2 separate regions of the Homo sapiens genome follow, and region 2 is linked to region 1. A link is a loop called in an ENCODE intact Hi-C map of the cell type or tissue named here. Cell type or tissue: PC-9. All regions are shown on one strand. Each heading gives the region's core, and the rest is flanking DNA. Links, peaks and the distances in the headings are about the cores only.

What was found. Hi-C counts contacts between places; a loop is a spot of excess contacts. Peaks named below come from ENCODE experiments on the same cell type or tissue, not always from the same donor. Only the 100,000 strongest peaks of a DNase experiment are listed, where the experiment ranks them.
Region 2: it touches region 1 in a loop (4-fold over the local background); 38 of 110 quality-filtered maps call a loop at or near these places.

What each region holds. Positions count from the first base shown.
Region 1 is chr17:58,698,075-58,708,372 of GRCh38, forward strand. It overlaps RAD51C (RAD51 paralog C), which reads left to right. Exons shown (of 9, transcript NM_058216.3): 4 at 5,122-5,255. Among named protein-coding and RNA genes, the nearest start is that of RAD51C, 11 kb to the left of the region's middle. RefSeq lists silencers at 1,991-2,159, 5,151-5,351 and an enhancer at 9,088-9,137. In PC-9, for the core only: no CTCF peak of the experiment used is centred there; DNase peaks (open chromatin) are centred at 5,267 and 6,477; H3K27ac peaks cover 2,280 bases.
Region 2 is chr17:58,582,459-58,592,756 of GRCh38, forward strand. It overlaps TEX14 (testis expressed 14, intercellular bridge forming factor), which reads right to left. Exons shown (of 32, transcript NM_031272.5): 16 at 5,438-5,563; 17 at 5,123-5,208; 18 at 3,343-3,624; 19 at 2,042-2,142. Among named protein-coding and RNA genes, the nearest start is that of SEPTIN4, 43 kb to the left of the region's middle. RefSeq lists a silencer at 5,346-5,435. In PC-9, for the core only: CTCF peaks have their summits at 5,341 (motif pointing right), 5,544 and 9,313; a DNase peak (open chromatin) is centred at 5,433.

The DNA of each region.
Region 1 (10,298 bases), core at 1,032-9,031:
GATCTCGGCTCACTGCAGCCTCTGCCTCCCAGGTTCAAGCAATTCTCCTGCCTTAGCCTCCTGAGTAGCTGGAATTATAGGCATGTGTTACCATGCCCAGCTAATTTTTTTTTTTTTTTTTTTTTTGAGACAGGGTCTCACTCTGTCGCCCAGGCTAGAGTGTAATGGCACAATCTCGGCTCACTGCAAGCTCTGCCTCCTGGGTTCATGCCATTCTCCTGCCTCAGCCTCCCAAGTAGCTGGGACTACAGGCACCCACCACCATGCCCAGCTAATTTTTTTTGTATTTTTAGTAGAGACAGGGTTTCACTATGTTAGCCAGGATGGTCTCGATCTCCTGACCTCATGATCTGCCTGCCTTGGCCTCCCAAAGTGCTGGGATTACAGGCATGAGCCACCGCACCCGGCCACACCCAGCTAATTTTTGTATTTTTTGTAGAGAGGGGGTTTCACCATATAGGCAAGTCAGGTCTTGAACTCCTGACCTCAGGTGATCTGCCCACCTCGGCCTCCCAAAGTGCTGGGATTATAGGCGTGAGCCACCACGCCCAGCCTTAAACAGTTTTTTGAAAGATAATTTATAGGCCGGGTGCAGTGTCTCATTCCTGTAAACCCAGCACTTTGGGAGGCCGAGGCGGGCGGATCACCTGAAGTCAGGAGCCATGGCGAAACCCCGTCTGTACTAAAAATACAAAAAATTAGCCGAGCATGGTGGCAGGTACCTGTAATCCCAGCTACTCAGGAGGATGAGGCAGGAGAATCGCTTGAACCCAGGAGGCGGAGGTTGCAGTGAGCCGAGATCGTGCCACTGCACTCCATTCTGGGCGACAAAAGTGAAACTCCTTCTCAAAAAAAAAAAAGGAAATTTATATTCAAGTTCTTATTCTTTCAATTACTTATAAATTAAATGGCTTATGGGTTGACTGTTTTCTTATTTATTTATTTATTTTAAGATGGAGTTGCGCTCTGTCACCCAGGCTGGAGTGCAGTGGCATGATCTCAGCTCACTGCAACCTCTGCCTGCTGGGTTCAAGCAATTCTCCTGCCTCAGCCTCCTGAGTAGCTGGGACTACGGGCATGTGCCACAATGCCCGGCTAATTTTTTGTTTTTTTAGCAGAGATGGAGTTTCACCATGCTGGCCAGGCTGGTCTCGAACTCCTGACCTTGTGATCTTCCCGCCTCGGCCTCCCAAAGTGCTGGGATTACAGGCATGAGCTACAGCGCCCGGCCTATTGTTTTCTTTTTCTTTGTTTTATTTATTTTTTGGATGTGCGGTCTTTATTCTTTCCAATAAAAGTTTTAAAAAAAATGCTTTTCATAAGATTTCCTTTAAATGAGTATATTTCCTTTAAATGAGTGTAGTCAGCTGGATTTTTTTTTTTCATGGAGGTACTAAGTGTCCCATTTCGCTGATGACCAGCATGGTTACTGAAAGCCCTTTGGACCCTAGCAGAATATGCCACCCTGAAATATGCCACTTTGGCATAAGGATTATTTTGAGCTGAAGGCAATTGAAAAGAAACAGATAAATCTGTCTGCCCTTCCTAAAAACAGGACATAAATGCACAGAAGAGTTCCATCTTCCCTCTCTTACAGGAAGACAAAAGTTAATCACCACAGACAACTTTAGACCATTATCAGCGTACATAACAAATTTTACTAGCTATCTTTTATCTCCAGTTAGTTTCAATATTTGCTGCCTTTAGAGACTTAGGGTCCTTTTCCTTTGTCTTGTTACTTCTCTAAAAATTTACTGTACCTTCGGGACGATAAGCTCAAATCTTTTTTTTTTGAGACAGAATCTGGCTCTACCGCCCGGGCTGGAGTGCAGTGGCGCAATCTTGGCTTACTGCGACCTTCACCTCCCAGGTTCAAGCGATTCTCCTGACTCAGCCTCCTGAGTAGCTGGGAGCTGCGAATACAGGCACGTGCCACCATACCTGGCTAATTTTTGTATTTTTAGTAGAGACAGAGTTTCATCATGTTGGCCAGACTGGTCTCAAACTTCTGACCTCAAGTGATCCTCCTACGTCGGCTTCCCTAAGTGCTGGGATTATGAGTGTGAACACCTGTGCCCAGCTCCAAATCTAACCAAACTTTTGAGTTACTAATCTCTGGACTCCCCTGTGTTGTTACATGCACTATGCACAATTAATAAACTCTTTCTCTTGTTAATCCATCTTTTGTCAGTCCGATTTACAGGGCTCCAGCCAAGAAACCTAAGAGGGTGGCAGGAAAAGGAGTTTTTCTTCCCTTATACCTTAAAGCTACCTATTTCACAATGTGTGTTTGTAATAGTGTCTTAAAACCTTACTGTAACTAGAGTAGGTGTAGCACTAGGATATAAAGTTTTTATTTTTATTTTAATTAATTAATTTATTTTTTAAGATGGGGTCTCAGTCCATCATCCAGGCTGGAGTGCAGTGGCGCGATCTGGGCTCACTGCAAGCTCTGCCTCCTGGGTTCACGCCATTCTCCTGCCTCAGCCTCCCAAGTAGCTGGGACTACAGGCACCCGCCACCACGCCTGGCTGACTTTGTATTTTTAGTAGAGATGGGGTTTCACCATGTTAGCCAGGATGGTCTCGATCTCCTGACCTCATGATCTGCCCACCTCAGCCTCCCAAAGCGCTGGGATTACAGGCGTGAGCCACCACACCTGGCCTAAAGTTTTTAAATGATTGATATGAGATTAAATTGTCATTGTTTTGGTGAAAATTTGACTCTGCTAAGTGTCTATTTGCAATAGGAAATGTTTTCTATTTTAAAATATAGCTTCTTGTTTTTTCAGTGTTAATATTTAAGTACATTTTATTTATTTTTAATATTTTACTTTTTGTGAAACAGGGTCTCACTTTGTCATCCAGGCCGGATTGCAGTGGCATGATCACAATTCACTGCAGCCTTGACCTCCCTGGGCTCAGGTGATCCTCTCACTTCAGCCCCCCAAGTAGCTGGGGCTACAGGTGGGCACTACCATGCCCAGCTAATTTTTTTTGCATTTTTTGTAGAGACGGAGTTTCACCATGTTGCCCAGGCTGGTCTTGAACTCACGGGCTCAAGAGATCTGCGTGCCTTGGCCTCCTAAAGTGTTAGAATTACAGGCGTGAGCCACCACGCCTGGCTAAGTGCATTTTAAAATGCAGTAACTGGCCGGGTGTGGTGACTCACTGCCTGTAATCCCAGCACTTCGGGAGGCAGAGGCAGGCAGATCACGAGGTCAGGAGATCGAGACCATCCTTGCTAACATGGTGAAACCCCGTCTCTACTAAAAATACAAAAAATTAGCCTGGCATGGTGGCGGGCGCCTGTAGTCCCGGCTGCTGGGGAGGCTGAGGCAGGAGAATGGCATGAACCCAGGAGGCAGAGCTTGCAGTGAGCTGAGATCACGGCACTGCACTCCAGCCTGGAGGACAGAGCAAGACTCCGTCTCAAAAAAATGAAAAAGAAAAAATGCAGTAACTGATTGGTTTCTCTCTGAAATATGTGCAAAATCAAACTTTTTTTTTTTTCTGAGACAGAGTCTTGCTCTGTCGCCCAGGCTGGAGTGCAGTGGCGGGATCTCAGCTCACTACAACCTCCGTCTCCCGGGTTCAAGCCAGTCTCCTGCCTCAGCCTCCCGAGTACCTGGGATTACAGGCATGCACCACCACACCAAGCTAATCTTTATATTTTTAGTCGAGATGTGTTTTACCATGTTGGCCAGGCTGGTCTTGAACTCCTGACCTAGTGATCCACCCAGCTTCCCAAAGTGCTGTGATTACAAGTGTGAGCCACCACGCCCAGCCTCAAACTGTTTGTTTTAAACATCCAATCTAAGAAAGATTTTATATAATTGTTGCCAGTTAAATATCAAATTATACTATAGCATTCAAGAGAAAAAATGCTTCATTTGAACATTTTTTCTAACTGTGTTTTATTTTTTTGTTTTTTTTTTTGAGACAGAGTTTTCATTCTGTCACCCAGGTTGGAGTACAGTGCCGCTATCATTGCTTACTGCAGCCTTGACCTCCCAGGCTCAAGCAATCCTCTCACCTTAACCTCCTGAGTAGCTACGACCAGAGTTGCACACCATCACACCTGACTAATTTCTGTATTTTTTGCAGAGATGGGGTTTTCCATGTTGCCCAGGCTGCCGTTAACTCTTAATTTGTAGTCCTATAGAAAAAAGCAAGAAAGAGAAACTTCCATTATGTTACTTCTGTTCAATGAAGCCAGTGACTAGAAATATGAAAAGGCAGGCATTAAAACACTAGTTGTATATGTTTATAAATAATTTTACATAGCCTAATATGTAAGGAAACAGTGGAAAAATGTGAAAATAATAGATCAGGTCGGGTGTGGTGGTTCATGCCTGTAATCCCAGGCGTGAATTTGGGAAGCTGAGGTGAGCAGATCACTTGAGGTCAGGAGTTCAAGACCGGCCTGGCCAACAAGGTGAAACCCCGTCTCTACTAAAAATACAAAAATTAGCTGGGCATGGTGGCGAGTGACTGTAATCCCAGCTACTCAAGAGGCTGAGGCAGGACAGTCGCTTGAGCCCAGGAGGCAGAGGTTGCAGTGTGCCAAGATCGCATCACTGCACTCCAGCCTGGGTGACAGAGTGAGACTTTATCTAAAAAAAAAAAAAAAAAATCAAGTGGCTGGGCACAGTGGTTTATGCCTGTAATCCCAGTGCTTTGGGAGGCTGGGGCAGGAGGATCCCTTGAGCCTAGGAATTCGAGGTTGCAGCGAGCTATGATTGTGCCACTGTGCTCCAGCCTGGGCGTCAGAGTGAGACCTTATCTCTAAACAGATTAAGAGAGACATCAGGTGGGGGGCGGCGACGGATAGCATTAGGAGATATACCTAATATAAATGACGAGTTAATGGGTACAGCACACCAAAATGGCACATGTATACATATGTAACCTGCACGTTGTGCACATGTACCCTAGAACTTTAATTAAAAGATCAGGAATTATGAACTGTTTATAGTAATTTTGCTATAATTTGTCATCTTTCAGTTAAAGAATTTTGTTATCCAAAGGAGAACATTTTGTTATTAAAAAGCATTGTTTTTCTACAATTGCCAATACATCCAAACAGGTAAAACTAATTAAGAGTGTTTTGTTGTTTCAGAACACCGAAAAGCTTTGGAGGATTTCACTCTTGATAATATTCTTTCTCATATTTATTATTTTCGCTGTCGTGACTACACAGAGTTACTGGCACAAGTTTATCTTCTTCCAGATTTCCTTTCAGAACACTCAAAGGTATGAGTCAGACTACTGAAATGTAACTAACCAAGTATTTTTTGAGGTGTTTGATAAGCATGAAAAAATAACCAGTACAGTAGCATAAAATCAAAGTCAAAGCCAATTGAGAAAATCTCTTCCTTCCTTGACCTACAATTTATTTATATTTATATTTGTTTTGTGTATGTATATGTATATATAGTTTATGCTCAGAGTAAGAAATTGAAATAATATAGAAGTTTCATTTCCAGTAATAGTGGAATAGCTCCTATCAAACCACATTGTATAGAAAGGTATGAAATGAAAAATAAAAACTTCCTTGTGCTACTGTTTTCTAGTGCCTCTCCCCAAAGGTGATCACTATTGGCCAGGTGCAGTGGCTCATACTTGTAATCCCAGCACTTAGGGAGGCCATGGTGGGAGGATCATTTGAGCCCAGTAGTTCAAAACCAGCCTGGGCAACATAGTAAGACATTGTCCCCACCAAAAAAAAAATTAGCCGTGTGTGGTGTAGCTGTAGTCTCAGCTACCAAGGGCTGGGTGGAGCAGGCCTGAGGTGGGAGGATTGCTTGAGCCCAGCAGTTCAAGGCTACATTGAGCTACCGTGCCATCATGTATCACCTTTTTTTTTTTTTTTTTTTTTTTTTTTGGGTAGAAATGGAGTCAACTCCTGGGGTTAAGCGATTCTCCCACCTCAGCCTCCCAGAGTGCTGGGATTATAGGCATGAGCCACTGTGCCTGGCCCTTTAATTTTGGTAAACATTATCAGTGACAAAGATTCTCCTTGACTGAACTTGGCCCCATCCTGTCTTTGGCCTACCCAGTCCAGTCTTAGCAAAGAATCCTGCTGTCAGTTCAGAGAGATTCTCTCACATTTGATAGTCTGAGCACCTTTGATACCTGATCACGTTCCTCATTCCCCACCTTTGATATTTAAATCCTTGGCTTGCCTTTATTTATTTATTTTTTATTTTTTAATTTGATGGAGTCTGGCTCTGTCGCCCAGGCTGGAGTGCATTGGCGTGATCTTGGTTCACTGCAACCTCTGCTTCCCGGGTTAAGGCAATTCTCCTGCCTCAGCCTCCCAAGTAGCTGGGACTACAGGCATGCGCCACAACGCCTGGCTAATTTTTTTTTTTTTTTATATTTTTGGTAGAAACAGGGTTTTGCATGTTGGCCAGGCTGCTCACCTGGCTGGCCTGCCATTAGTAAGAATCCTGTTCGGTCAGTTTAGCAAGAATTTCCCTACCCTTGATGTCTCACTGTTAGTAATTGTTCATCCACTGACCCCTTCACCTTGCTCTTGGTTGTGAATCCCCAGTTGTCCTTGTATTCTGATTTGAACCCAGTCTCTCTCCCCTATTGTGATACCCCTATTAGAATAGTCTTGAATACAGTCTCCTTACTGTTTTAAGAAGTGTTAGAATAATTTTTTCTTGAACACATATCGCCCTTCAGAAAGACTGCACCAATTTCTACTCTTACTGACAATATATGAGAATGCCTATTACCCATCATCCTGACCTTTTGAATATTTTTGCCAAGATTCTGCATGGAAAATGCCATCTCTTTGTTATTTTATTTATTTTAATTAATTAATTAATTTTTTTTTTGAGTCGCCCAGTCTGACTAACATGGCAAAACCCCGTCTCTACCTAAAAATACAAAAATTAGCCTGGTGTGTTGGCATGCACCTGTGATCCCAGCTACTTGGGAGGCTGAGACAGGAGAATCGCTTGAACCTGGGAAGCAGAGGTTGCAGTGTGCTGAGATCGTGACACTGCACTCCAGCCTGGGAGACAGAGAGACTCTGTCTCAAAATTAATAAATAAAAATTAAATAAATAAATACAATAGAAATTAATTTTCTTAGAGTTCTGGAGCCTAAAAGTTCAAGATCAAAGTTCTAGCTGATTCAGTTTCTGGCAAGGGCTTTCTTCCTGGCTTGCAGACAGCCATCTTTTCTCTGTGTCCTCATATGATAGGGAGGAAAAGAAGGAGAGAGTGAATTCCCTGGTGTTTTTTCTTTTTTTTGGGGGGGGGGTGGAGTTTCGCTTTTGTCACCCAGGCTGGAGTGCAATGGCGTGATCTCAGCTCACTACAACCTCCACCTCCCGGATTCAAGCGATTCTCCTGCCTCAGCCTCCAGAGTAGCTGGGACTACAGGCGCATGCCACCACGCCTGGCTAATTTTTGTATTTTTAGTAGAGACAGGGTTTCCCCATGTTGGCCAAGATGTTCTCGATCTCCTGATCTTGTGATCCGCCCACCTCGGCCTCCCAAAGTGCTGGGATTACAGGCGTGAGCCACCGTGCCTGACCCCTAATATTTCTTCTTACAAGGACGCTAATCATCTTAGATTAGGGTCCCATCTTTATGAACTTATTTGATTACTTCCTTAGAAGTCCTTTCTCCACATACATTCACATTGGGGTTTAGGGATTCAACATACGAATTTTAAGGGGACATAATTGAGTTCCCAGAAGTTTGCCCCTGGCCCCTTGCCCCCCTACCCCCTACCTGCCCGCCAAATTCATGTTTTTCTTGTATCCATTCCATCCACACAGCCCCAAACGTCTTAACCGGTTCCATCATCAACTCTAAAAGTCCCAGGCTTCATCTAAATATTATCTAAATCAGAGATTGGTGAGACTCAAGTTATAATTCATCCTGAAGTGAAATTCCCTTCCAGCTGTGAACGTTTGAAATCAGGCAAGTTATATGCTTTCAAAATACAATAGTAGGAAATGCATAGGATGAACATTCCCAAAAGGATTATGGGTGCCTAGCAAGGCAAATTTCATTGGACCATAAGGCTCAAGAATAATCCTTTGCTGGCCAGGCACGGTGGCTCATGCCTGTAATCCCAGCACTTTGGGAGGCTGAGGCAGGCAGATCACGAAGTCAGGAGTTTGAGACCACCCTGGCCAATATGGTGAAACCCTGTCTCTACTAAAAATACAAAAATTAGCCGGGCATGGTGGTGCGTGCCTGTAGTCCCAGCTACTAGGGAGGCTGAGGCAGAAGAATCACTTCAACGCAGGAGGCAGAGGAGATTGCAGTGACATGAGATCATGCCACTGCACTCCAGCCTGAGTGACAGAGTGAGACTCCATCTCAAAAAAATAATAATAATTAAAAAAAGAATGATCCTTTGCTTTGATGCTCTGCCTTCCAGGCCCACTGCAGTAGCAGAATCACCCTACTGCTCTGTGGGGTGGCCCTGCCCCTTCCTCTCTCTGCAAGGGCCCCACCCTCTGAAACCAAGGACGACATAGCATTGCCCCCTGGGCTTATGGTAAGAGTGACAGCTCTGAGGATCTGTGATCCCCTTTGGCACCATTCTTTCCTTTTCTTGAGGAATAGGGCACATTCACAGTCAAGTAGCTCATGGTTTTCTCTTGTGGAATCAAGGAAGTCCAACAGCCTTCGTTCATTCTTTCCCACTTACTCTGTCCTCTTTACTTCAAACTAGCAGTGTTTCTGCTGTTATAATCCCTTATCTATCACTGGCTTCTGCTGAGATGGCTGATTAACATCATGGATAATCTATTTATAGAGTCATTGTTCAACCGTACCTTTGGTCTTCTCTCTAGAGCAAGCTTTCTTATTTTTAGCAATATGGATAGGCTGAGAATTTTCTACATCTCTAAGTTCTGGTTCCTTCTTGCTGAACAATTCCTTCTTCAATTCATCTGTCTCCTCTTTCATTTTTACTATAAGTGGTCTAGGAGAAACCAAGCCACTTCCTCTACACTTTGCTTAGAAATCTCCTGAGATAAATAGCCAATTTCATTTCTCACAAGTTTTACCTTCCATAAAATACTAGAACACAGCCAAGTTCTTTGCCACTTTATACTAAGCACCAGCTTTCCTTCAGTTTCCAGTAACTTGTTCCTCATTTCTGTATAAATCCTCACCAGAATAGCCGGGCATGGTGGCTCACACCTGTAATCCCAGCACTTTGGGAGGCTGAGGTGGGCGGATTGCCTGAGGTCAGGAGTTCAAGACCAGTCTGGCCAACATGGTGAAACCCCGTCTCTACTAAAAATACAAAAAAATTAGCTGGGTGTGGTGGCGTGTGCCTGTTAATCCCAGCTACTAGGGAGTCTGAGGCGGGAGAATTGCTTGAACCAGGGAGGTGGAGGTTGCAGTGAGCCAAGAACGCACCACTGCACTCCAGCCTGGGCAACAGAGCGAGACTCCATCTGAAAAAAAAAAAAAGCCTCACCAGAATTGCCCTTAATGTCCATATTTTCAGTATGTGCCTCAAAACTGTTCCAGCCTTTGCTTATTACCCAATTTGAAAATCACTTCCACATTTTAGGTATTTGTTATAGTAGTACCTTGCTTCTCTCACTACCTAACCCACCATACCTCATTTCTTGATACTAAAATTTGTTGTGGTCACCTCAGGCTGCCATAACAAAAATACTATAGTCTGAGTGGCTTGAACAACAGAAATTTTATTTTCTTACAGTTCTGGAGACTAGAAGCTCAAGATAAGGTTCTGGCTGATTGGTCTCTGGTGAGAGCTCTCTCCCTGGCATGTAGATGGCCACCTTCTTGCTGTGTCCTCATGGGGAGGAAGGAGGAAGAGTGAGCTCTTTGGTGTCTTTTCTTCAAGGACACTAATCCTCTCAAATCAGGATGTCATTCTCATGACCTAATTTTACGTTAATTACTACCTTAGAGGCCCTCTCTCCAAATACAGTCACACTGGGAGATAGGGCTTCAATTTACGAATATTGGGGGGACACAGCAGTGGTCATGTGTGGAGTCATGAAAAATCGAATCAACCTGTGCACATATTCCCAGCTGACGTTGAACAAGGTCATGTTCTGCCTTTTTATTTCAGCTCTCTACTGTAAACAAGTGTCCTTTTCACAGTCTTTATAATGCCACTTTTTTTTGCATTTTTGTGCTTTTTATTAGTGTTCACCTGTTCTTCATCACTTCAACCAGTTTCATTTTCTTATAATTATCGGAAATTACCTTATTTGTGTGTTTGTTTGCATATTAATGGTCCCTTACTCCACTAAAACATAACCTCCAAGAGAGC
Region 2 (10,298 bases), core at 1,422-9,421, 120 kb before region 1:
ATGGTGGCCAAACTGGTCTTGAACTCCTGACTTCGTGATCTGCCTGCCTCTGCCTCCCAAAGTGCTGGGATTACAGACATGAGCCACCACACCCGGCCTGCAAATTTCTTTTTTTTTTTTTTTGAGACAGAGTCTTCCTCTGTCACCCAGGCTGGCGTGCAGTGGCATGATCTCGGCTCACTGCAGCCTCCGCCTCTGGGGTCCCAGTGATTCTCCTGCCTCAGCTTCCCAAGTAGCTGGGATCACAGGTGTGTGCCACCACACCTGTCTACTTTTTGTATTTTTAGTAGAGATGGGGTTTCACCATGTTGGCATGGCTGGTCTCAAACTCCTGACCTCAAGTGATCCTCCCACCTCGGCCTCCCAAAGTGCTGGGATTATAGGTGTGAGCCACCGCGACCGGCCTGCAAATTTATTTCTTTAGCATCTCTGCTCCACCCCTTTTTTCCTGCTTATTTCACAATATTCAGGACCTGATTACTATGTGGCCAAACAAATGGCTCACTTCAGTCTTTTTTTTTTTTTTTTTGAGACATGGTTTCATTCAGTCCACCCAGGCTAGAGTACAGTGGCGCAATGACAGCTCACTGCAGCCTTGAACTGCTGGGCTCAAGCGATCCTCCTGCCTCAGCCTCCCGAATAGCTGAGACTACAGGTGCACACTATCATGCCTGACTAATTTTTATTTTTTTTAGACAGGGTCTCACTCTGTCCCCCAGGCTGGAGTGCAGTGGCCTGATCATGGCTCACTGCAGCCTCAACCTCCCCAGACTCAGGTGATCCTCCCACTTCAGCCTCCCAAGTAGCTGGGACTAGAGGCATGCAGCATATCCAGCTAACTTTTGTATCTTTTGTAGAGATGGGGTCTTGCCATGTTGCCAAGGCTGGTCTCAAACTCCTGGACTCAAGCAATCTGCCCACCTTGGCCTCCCAAAGGGCTGGGATTACAGGAGTGAGCCACTGCACTCAGCTGATTTTTACATTTTTTTGTAGGCAGGGTCATACTATGGTGCCCAGCCTGGTCTTGAACTCCTGGCTTTAAGCGATCCTCCAGCTTCAGCCTCCCAATGTACTGGAATTATAGGTGTGAGCCACTACACCCAACCTTCAGTGATCTCTTGGCAGAGATTTTGTGACTAATTTCCTCGGACACTGCTTTTTGCCACACACTTCCCTTCCTGTGCACTTAACAGCTGCTCCTCTTTACCTCTCATCAAACTGAATTCGTCCTGGCCTCCGGCAGACATTCCCCACTTTCCTGCCTAGGCCTGCTTCTCCAGCTCAGCCAGTATGGTTAATATGACTGTTCTTCCAGCCCTCAAGTCCGAGAAAGAATAAGTTGATCTTATGAATGGTTCATATGCCATGATTAAATACAATAGGTCAAAAGACCTTACATTTTATCACTATTGTATTCATATATTGTATCATTCTCAATTGCTGTCTATATTCTTTAAATGATTGCAATCCCATGTCAATGACAATAAAAAAATTTTGGTTTCTTAGTCTGGCTGCGCTATGGCCTAGAGTGTGTTAAAGCCCTGAAGCAAGGCTGTAACTGCAGTGGAAACGCATATAGATCCTGCTGAGGTGCAGTTGTCAGGCACAAACACATCACTTCCACTGAGCTGGGTGCTGAGTTTGGCCCTTAGAGGATATTCCAGGTGAAGATACTCTCATAGCAACCCTGCCCTTGCTTTTCCTACTCCTAACTGACCTCAGTCGCCTGCTGGGGAAGGAGCTTTGCCCTAGTTTTGTTTAGCAAACTATGCCAGAAACTCATGTGCCAAAGCTGAATCTGACACTTTTCTGTACTCTCCCAATCTCCAGGATACACAATTCATTGAGTTGAACTGACTTTTTAAAAAGTATCAGACAGGAGGAAAGATTATTTTATTCATGTCAGTGACATGAAGGCACATGCTCCAGCCAAAAAGAACTACTATAGCTATTATTTTGGTGTCATAACACATAACAATAACTCAGTTCTATCTTATTAGATCTTTGGGTTCAACTTGGCTTTCCAGGCAGTATTACTTACACTGTAAGATTTCTCTACAGCCACCAATGTGTCAGAACTTGCTTGGAAGGCTTCACTATGCTCTGGTTGCTCCTTTTGTCTGGGAGATGGGTGCCTGATACCTAATGATTGTAACACAGTCAGGGTCAAAGTCATTCAGTGATATTCAGACAACATGGAAGAGGATAAAGGTGGCATGAAAGAAGAGATGTATACATATTCTGCCAAGAGTGGCCATGTCCCATACGTTAGGTTCAGTCCAGAGAGTAGAGACTGTTAGTTTAGCCTGACCCCAAAATGCAGCCCTGGATCATCTGCCCACCCATTCGAGAGTGATGCTTGACAAGAAACAGATTCTAAATACAAATAATACCCAAGCCAATAGATTTTCTGCCTAAGACAAATGACAAGTTTAGATGTATCTTTCTTTAACTTATAAACAACTGTGAAACAATATCCATGCCCTGATTATAAGCAAATTATCAACTGAAAATATACAGCCTTCATTTTTTTTAACCTGTAAATCTATAAACCGATGACAATAAATGTCATGTGTCTCTAGGTTCCTCCAGCATAGACTCTCTGGAAAAATTTAATGCCAGCTTAGAATACATTCTAAATAAATTCTGGGAGAATTTAATTTCAGCTTAGAATACAATGCAGAGACATGGGCAGTAGGCAGTGATGGCCTACCTCTATCCCCAGGTAAAGAAGGATCGATTCCTCGCCAAAACCAGGGTCAGTATTTGATTATTTTACTTCCTTTGGACAAAGGGACCTGTTTCAGTAATATAAAAACTGATCAGTGTCTGGATCTGTTTGCCTGTGGGAAATGCAATGAGATATAGGGCTATACTGTCTTCCCCTGGAATTCAAGGTTTCCAGAAAAGTAGGAAAGGAGAGAGGACCAAACCAAAAAAAATATGCTGGAAAGTTTACTTTTTTGAGAGCTGATAACTTTTTTTTACTTTTATTTTTATTTTGAGACAGGGTCTCACTGTCACCCAAGCTGGAGTGCAGTTTCATGATCACAGCTCACTGCAACCTCCACCTCTCAGGTCCAAGTGATCCTCCCACCTCAGCCTCCTGGGTACCTGGAACTAGAGGCGTGTGCCACCACGCCCAGCTAATGTTTTTTTTTTTTTTTTTTTTTTTTTTGTAGAGACCAGGTTTCATCATGTTGACCAGGCTGGTCCCAAATTCCTGGGCTCAGGTGATCCGCTCGCCTCACCTCCCAAAGTGCTGGAATTACAGGCTGAGCCACCTCGCCCGACTGATACTTGATTGAGTTCACCTATCCTGATTCCCGCAAGTGAACTTACTGGTGAAGCTTCCAAGCCTGGGCTGTCTGCCATGCTGGTCACTGTCACAGTCATTGTTGCCCGTCTTGTCAAACTTGCCATTTCCTCTGGGCTCATCATTTTCCCTATGATACTCAATAACTCGCTGCCAATCCGTGTTTTCTGGGCTCCTAATGGGGGGCTGCAGCAGGGCGTCGGGCTCATTTTCAGCCTCGCTCTCTAAAGTCAGACTACTCTGAGGATGCCAAGGAGGTACTGTGAGCTGTCCAGTAGCTGCTTTCTTTGCCATTTCTTTCACCTCCACTGTGCATAAGAGAAAGCAGCATTTAAAACATCACTGTAAACACTGGAAACACAGGCTTTCATCTAAAAGAAATACATAATACTATTATAACTCATAGTGTAACAATTGCCTTTTTACAGTTGCATCATCCTTAGCTTGCCCTGTTTGGCTTGAATGGGAGGTCAGGGGAGAATTGATGACAGAGAGAGAGAAGGGAATTTCAGTCAGTTATCCCAAACAACAGCCCTTGTTGCTTACTTCCAGGGTGAAAGGCAGCAAACAACTTACAGATAGACCCTCTTCCTGTGAAGTTTTAACAGGAAAAATGACATCTATAGTTCTTAGTGTGTAATAATAGAAAGTATTCTATTTGAGTTTGTCTAGTCTTTCCAGACTACACTGAGCTCATATTTTTGGAATGCATACATATATGCATGTTTTCATTTCAAATGTTGTCAAACACTTCTGCTAATGTCACTTACGACTAGTATTAAAAATAGACATTATATCCTTTAAGCCTGTAAGAGAAAACTGATACAAAGAATAATGCCCACAGGATATGAGAGTGACACTGCATACTCTCCACTTTTATAATGTTATATAGTAAATATCTATGTAGCAGTTCCTCAAATAATGTCATTTTATTCAACATTGTTTCATTGTAACTCTGATGAGAAAAAAAAAAAACAATCAATTCCCAGCTGGGGCCACTGTCTGTGTGGCACTTGCATGTTCTCCCCGCATCTGCATGGGTTTTTTCCAGGTAGTCCGGTTTCCTCCCACATCCTAAATATGTGCACGTTAGGTGAACTAGTGTGTTGAAGTTGCCCCAGTCTGTGTGAGTGGGAGTGTGTGAGTACACTCTGCAATGGAATGGTGTCTGTCTAGGGCTGGTTCCCTCCTTGTACCCTGAGTTGCCAGGATAGGTTCCAGCCACCTGTGACCCTGAACTAGAATAAACAGGTAATTACTTATCTTACTTGTTTTTATTAATCTCTCTTAAATGTGTACATAGCTCACATTTATTTCAATGTTTAATATTAGAAGTGTCTTGGTCTTTATTTAGAAGTATGGTGATGTATTTGTGACCAGAAATATGCTATAGGAACTTAACTCTTGCTTACATCAATTAGCCCATGGTAAAATTGGTTTTGTTATACATCGTTTTGCTTAAAGTCGTAGTTTGCTTAAAGTCATTGTCATTTCCTATTAACAGAATAAGGTGAGGACTTATTGTATTGTGCACTGTTTTGTTACATTTCTTATACAATATACATTTATATATTAGAAATATTTCCTATAAAGTCTAGAAATTAAAAAAAAAGCATTTCCCTTCTGAAGTCTGTAGTCAGAAGGGCCCTGCTTTTAAAATGAAATATAATAAAAGAAAAAAATTCAGAAGGACATTGCTATGGTTCTAAATGTGCAACACAGGTTGTGTACTTAGAAATATCAACCACATTAGAAATATACTTTAAATTTCATTTTGTCTAATAAAACCCATGACTTTATACTCACTTTTCCATTTTAAGTGTACCTTTCCATCATCTTTATTTCTGGACTCTGCATTATAGATTTCAGAAGAAACAGGTTCCACACTCATCCTGAATTGCACGGGTTTTTTGGAGGTAGGGGGAGCGGGGTGGACACAAACACATCAGTTTGCTCAAGTTCTTGACAGAACCAAAAGCCCACCAGCCCATCCAGAGGACCTGTTCCCTACTCCCTAAGCCATTCCTAGAGTTGCACTGACCCCTTTGCACCAGCAGAGGGTGCCAGAACCCACCCCCACCCCCGCTCCACCACCAGTTTCCAGCCCACAAGGATCCTTACCTGGTAGAGTCCCAGTGACAGCTGGGTGATGCAGAAGGTCCCTGCCGGTGGCTTGACAGAGTGAAGAGTGCACTATTAAACTGTGTGGCTTTGGCTTGGGCAGTGGACTCTCTAGGTCTTCCCTGGCTAAGAAATGAAAGGACTGAGCTATAAGATCTCTAAGAGTATTTTTAGTTTCTAAGTTTAGATTTCATGATTATAAAAGTGCTCTTGGGAGATTTTCAGAGGTAGAAGAAACCCGCAGTTGAAGCGCAGTTTCACAAGACACAATCCCTGGGCTGTTGCAGAGCCTCCCCTGCAAATGCCACAAATCACAGGTGATGGTTCAGGTGAGGGTTCTGCTCCTGCCCGTCCATCAGAATTCTCTGGTAACAGGCCCACCTTCATATCAGTGACAGCACAATAACATTTGTAGTTGTTGAGACAGAGTCTCAGTCTGTCACCCAGGAGTGCAGTGGTACGACCTCAGCTCACTGCAACCTCCGCCTCCTGGGTTCAAGCAATTCTCATGCCTCAGCTTCCCAAGTAGCTGGGATTACACATGCACGCCACCATGCCCGGCTAGTTTTTGTATTTTTAGTAGAAAATTATGTTGCCCAAGCTGGTCTTGAACTCCTTATCTCGAGTGATCCACCCACCTCGGCCTCCCAAAGTGCTAGGATTACAGGTGTGAGCCACCATGCCCGGCCTAACGTTTGTAAAAACAGTCTTAAGGCATCAGAGATCCTGAAGAACATTCAGAGACCTTCAATCTAGTCCCACTGAATTCTAGACCCTGACCTACCACTAGGTTACTATCTGACTTTGGCAAACATCAATCTCTCTAGGCCAAGGCTTCCTCATTTGCAACATAAAGGCGTCTTTTTTTCCTCTAAATATCCCATAACTAGCCAGGATGGTGGCTCAGGTCTGTAGTCTCAGCTACTTGGGAGGCTAAGGCAGGAGGATTACTTGAGCTCAGGAGGTCAAGGCCAGCTTGTACAACATAGTGAAACTCTGTCTCCAGAAAAAAAATAAACAAATAAAGTTTATAAATATCTCATGAACATGTACATTTTATCATCTATTCAATTAACTTTTCAAAAACGCATGAACTGGCTGGGCACGGTAGCTCACACCTGTAATCCCAGCACTTTGGGAGGCCAGGGCAGGCGGAGGCCAGGAGTTGAGGTGAGCCTGGCCAACATGGTGAAAACTCTATACTAAAAAAACAAAAAATTAGCTGGGCATGGTGGTGCATGCCTGTAATACCAACTACTCAGGTGGCTGAGGCATGAGAATTGCTTGAACCCGGGAGGCGGAGGTTGCAGTGAGCTGAGATCACACCACTGCACTCCAGCCTGGGTGACAGAGCGAGACTCTATTTCCAAAGAAAAAAAAGTGTAGGCTGGGTGCAGTGGTTCATGCCTGTAATCCCAGCACTTTGGGAGACCGGGGCAGGTGAATCATGAGGTCAGGAGTTCAAGACCAGCCTGGCCAACATGGTGAAACCCCGTATCTCCTAAAAATACAAAAAATTAGCTGGGCATGGTGGCGGGCGCCTGTAATCCCAGCTACTTGGGAGGCTGAGGCAGGAGAATCTCTTGAACCCGGGAGGCAGAGGTTGCAGTGAGCCAAGATCCACTGCGCTCCAGCTTGGGCAACAGTGCGAGACTCCGTCTCAAAAAAAAAAAAAAAAAAAAGTGTGTGCTCTGTGGCACAGATATGAATTCCCTGTTATCTAGAATGCCCTACTCTCCAGCTGGACCAGAAAGCAGAGAGACTGCTGAATCAGAGAGGGTAGATCTGATCAGCTTCCTTTTTAAAAAAATAAAATTCTTTTGGAGATAGGGTCTGACTCTGTCACTAGGCTGGAGTACAGTGGCACAATCACAGATTACTGCAGGCTCAACTTCCCAGGCTCCAGCGATCCTCCCACCTCAGCCTCCCAAGTAGCTGGGACCACAGGCACCTGCCACCACAGCCAGCTAGTTTTTGTATTTTTGGTAGGGATGAAGTCACACAATGTTTGTTGCCCAGCGTGGTCTCAAACTCCCAGACTTCAAGCGACCCTCACACATTGGCCCCATAAAGTGAACTGAGATTGGCCAGGCGTGGTGGCTCACGCCTGTAATCCCAGCACTTTGGGAGGCCATGGCGGGCAGATCACAAAGTCAAGAGATGGAGACCATCCTGGACAACATGGTGAAATCTTGTCTCTACTAAAAATACAAAAATTAGCCGGGTGTGGTGGTGCACGCCTGTAATCCCAGCTACTCAGGAGTCTGAGACAGGAGAATCGCTTGAACCCAGGAGGCGGAGGTTGCAGTGAGCCGAGTTTGCGCCACTGCACTCCAGCCTGGCGACATAGCAAGACTCTGTGTCAAAAAAAAAAAAAAAAAAAAACCATGAACTGAGATTGCGCCACTGCAAGGAAGCCTGGGCGACAGAGCGAGACCCTGTCTTAAAAAGGAGGGGAAAAGAATCCTTAAAATCTTCAAACCCTTTGACCAAGTAATTCTGCTTCTGAGAATCCATCCTGAGGAAATAATCCAAAATGCAAAAACAAAGCATTATTTACAAGTAACTGTGTCCCTATTCATAACAGAATAAAGAATGAAGCAACCTAAAATTCAACAATAGGTGAAATCCAACTATTTTTGTTGTTGTTGTTGTTGTTGTTGTTGTTGTTGTTGTTTGAGACAGGGTCTTATTCTGTCGCCCAAACTGGAATGCAGTGGCATAATCATGGCACTGCAGCCTTGACCTCCCCAGGATCAGGTGATCCTCCCACCTCAGCCTCCCAAGTAGGAGAGGGTGTGGGTCTACAGCCGCACACCACCATGCCTGGCTAATTTTTTGTAGAGATGGTGTTTTGCCATGTTTCCCAGGGTAGTCTCCAATTCCTGGGCTCAAGTGATCTGCCTGTCTTGGCTTCCGAAAGTGCTGGGATTACAGGTGGGAGCCACCTTGCCCAGCCCAACAATTTCAAAATAAGTTTACAGGGTTTTTTTTTTTTAATAACATAGAGTAATGTTTACATTCTAATGTAAAGTGAAAATCATGACATAAAATTGCTTACACATATCGTAATTGTCACTTTTTTTTTAAGCACACAAAAAGACTAGAGGAACAGGTGGAAAAATGTCAAACTTTTTTTTGGTCTGTTCTTTGTACTTCTGAGGGAAGAGGGTGCCGAGCAGGGGAGGCCACAACAACTATGGGTTTTTCTTTGTCATCTAATGGCTATGTCATCCCATTTGCTTCTATCAGTGGTGTGAGTGCCAAACACTCTGATGCCAGCTAGGTAGTTCTTCATTATTCCCTTCATAGGAATAAAATCCACTGATCTAAAATGTCTGGCTGGGCGCGGTGGCTCACGCCTGTAATCCCAACACTTTGGGAGGCCAAGGTGGGTGGATCACCTGAGGTCAGGAGTTTGAGACCAGCCTGACCAACATGGAGAAACTCCATCTCTACTAAAAAATACAAAATTAACCAGGCCTGGTGGTGCATGTCTGTAATCCCAGCTACTTGGGAGGATGAGGCAGGAGAATCGCTTGAACCTGGGAGGTGGAGGTTGCAGTGAGCCAATATCGCGCCATTGCACTCCAGCCTGGGGAACAAGGGCGAAACTCCATTTCAAAAATATAAAAAATAAATAAATAAAATGTCTGGACATTTTCCTTCATTTTCCCTTACATACATATTTGCCAACATGAAACAAACAGCAAACTCGTCATTAGTCTCAATCACCACTAGGGCGAGGAATAAAAAGTTTTTTTTTCCAGGAGAACTGACTTCAAAGTTGTGGATTAGTGCTACCATTTATCCACAGGAAAAAAAAAAAACAAAAAAAAACTAAAACTGATATACTAGTCTGTCGTGAAAAACATATATTGGCTGGGAGTGGTGACTTACACCTATAATCCCAGTACTTTGGGAGGCTGAGGTGGGTGGATGACCTGAGGTCAGGAGTTCAAGACCAGCCTGGCCAACATGGTGAAACCCCATCTCTACTAAAAATATAAAAAATTAGCTGGGCATGGTGGTGGGCACCTGTAATCCCAGCTACTCAGGAGGCTGAGACAGGAGGATCGCTTGAACCCAGGAGGTGGAGTTTGCAGTGAGTCGAGATCACGCCACTGCACTCTATCTAGCCTGGGCAACAAGAGTGAAACTCCATCTCAAAAAAAAAAAAGAAAGAAAAAAAAATTATTGCCCTTTTAGTAATTCCCTTACTTATAATACCTAACTAAATTTAAACCAAAAAAAATTTTAATCAATTTTTTAAAAATTGAAAAAAAATTCCCACACACCAAATAAATTTGTTTTACTTAAGTTCGTTCTTTATTTATTTAATTTTTTTTTTTGAGTCAGAATCTCACTCTGTTGCCAAGGCTGGAGTGCAGTGGTGCCATCTCAGCTCACTGCAACTTCTGCCTCCTGGGTTCGAGTGATTCTTTTTTTTTTTTTTTGAGACGGAGTCTTGCTCTATCGCCCAGGCTGGACTGCAGTGGCGCGATCTCCTCTCACTGCAAGCTCTGCTTCCTGGGTTCACGCCATTTTCCTGCCTCAGCCTCCCGAGTAGCTGGGACTATAGGCGCCCGCCACCACGCCCGGCTAATTTTTTGTATTTTTAGTAGAGACGGGGTGTCACCATGTTAGCCAGGATGGTCTCGATCTCCTGACCTCGTGATCTGCCTGCCTTGGCCTCCCAAAGCGCTGGGATTACAGGTGTGAGCCACCGCACCCAGCTGTTCAAGCTATTATTGAGCTTCCACCTCCCAAGTAGCTGGGATTACAGGTGCCCGCCACCACGCCCGGCTAATTTATGTATTTTTAGTAGAGACGGGGTTTCACCATGTTGGCCAGGCTGCTC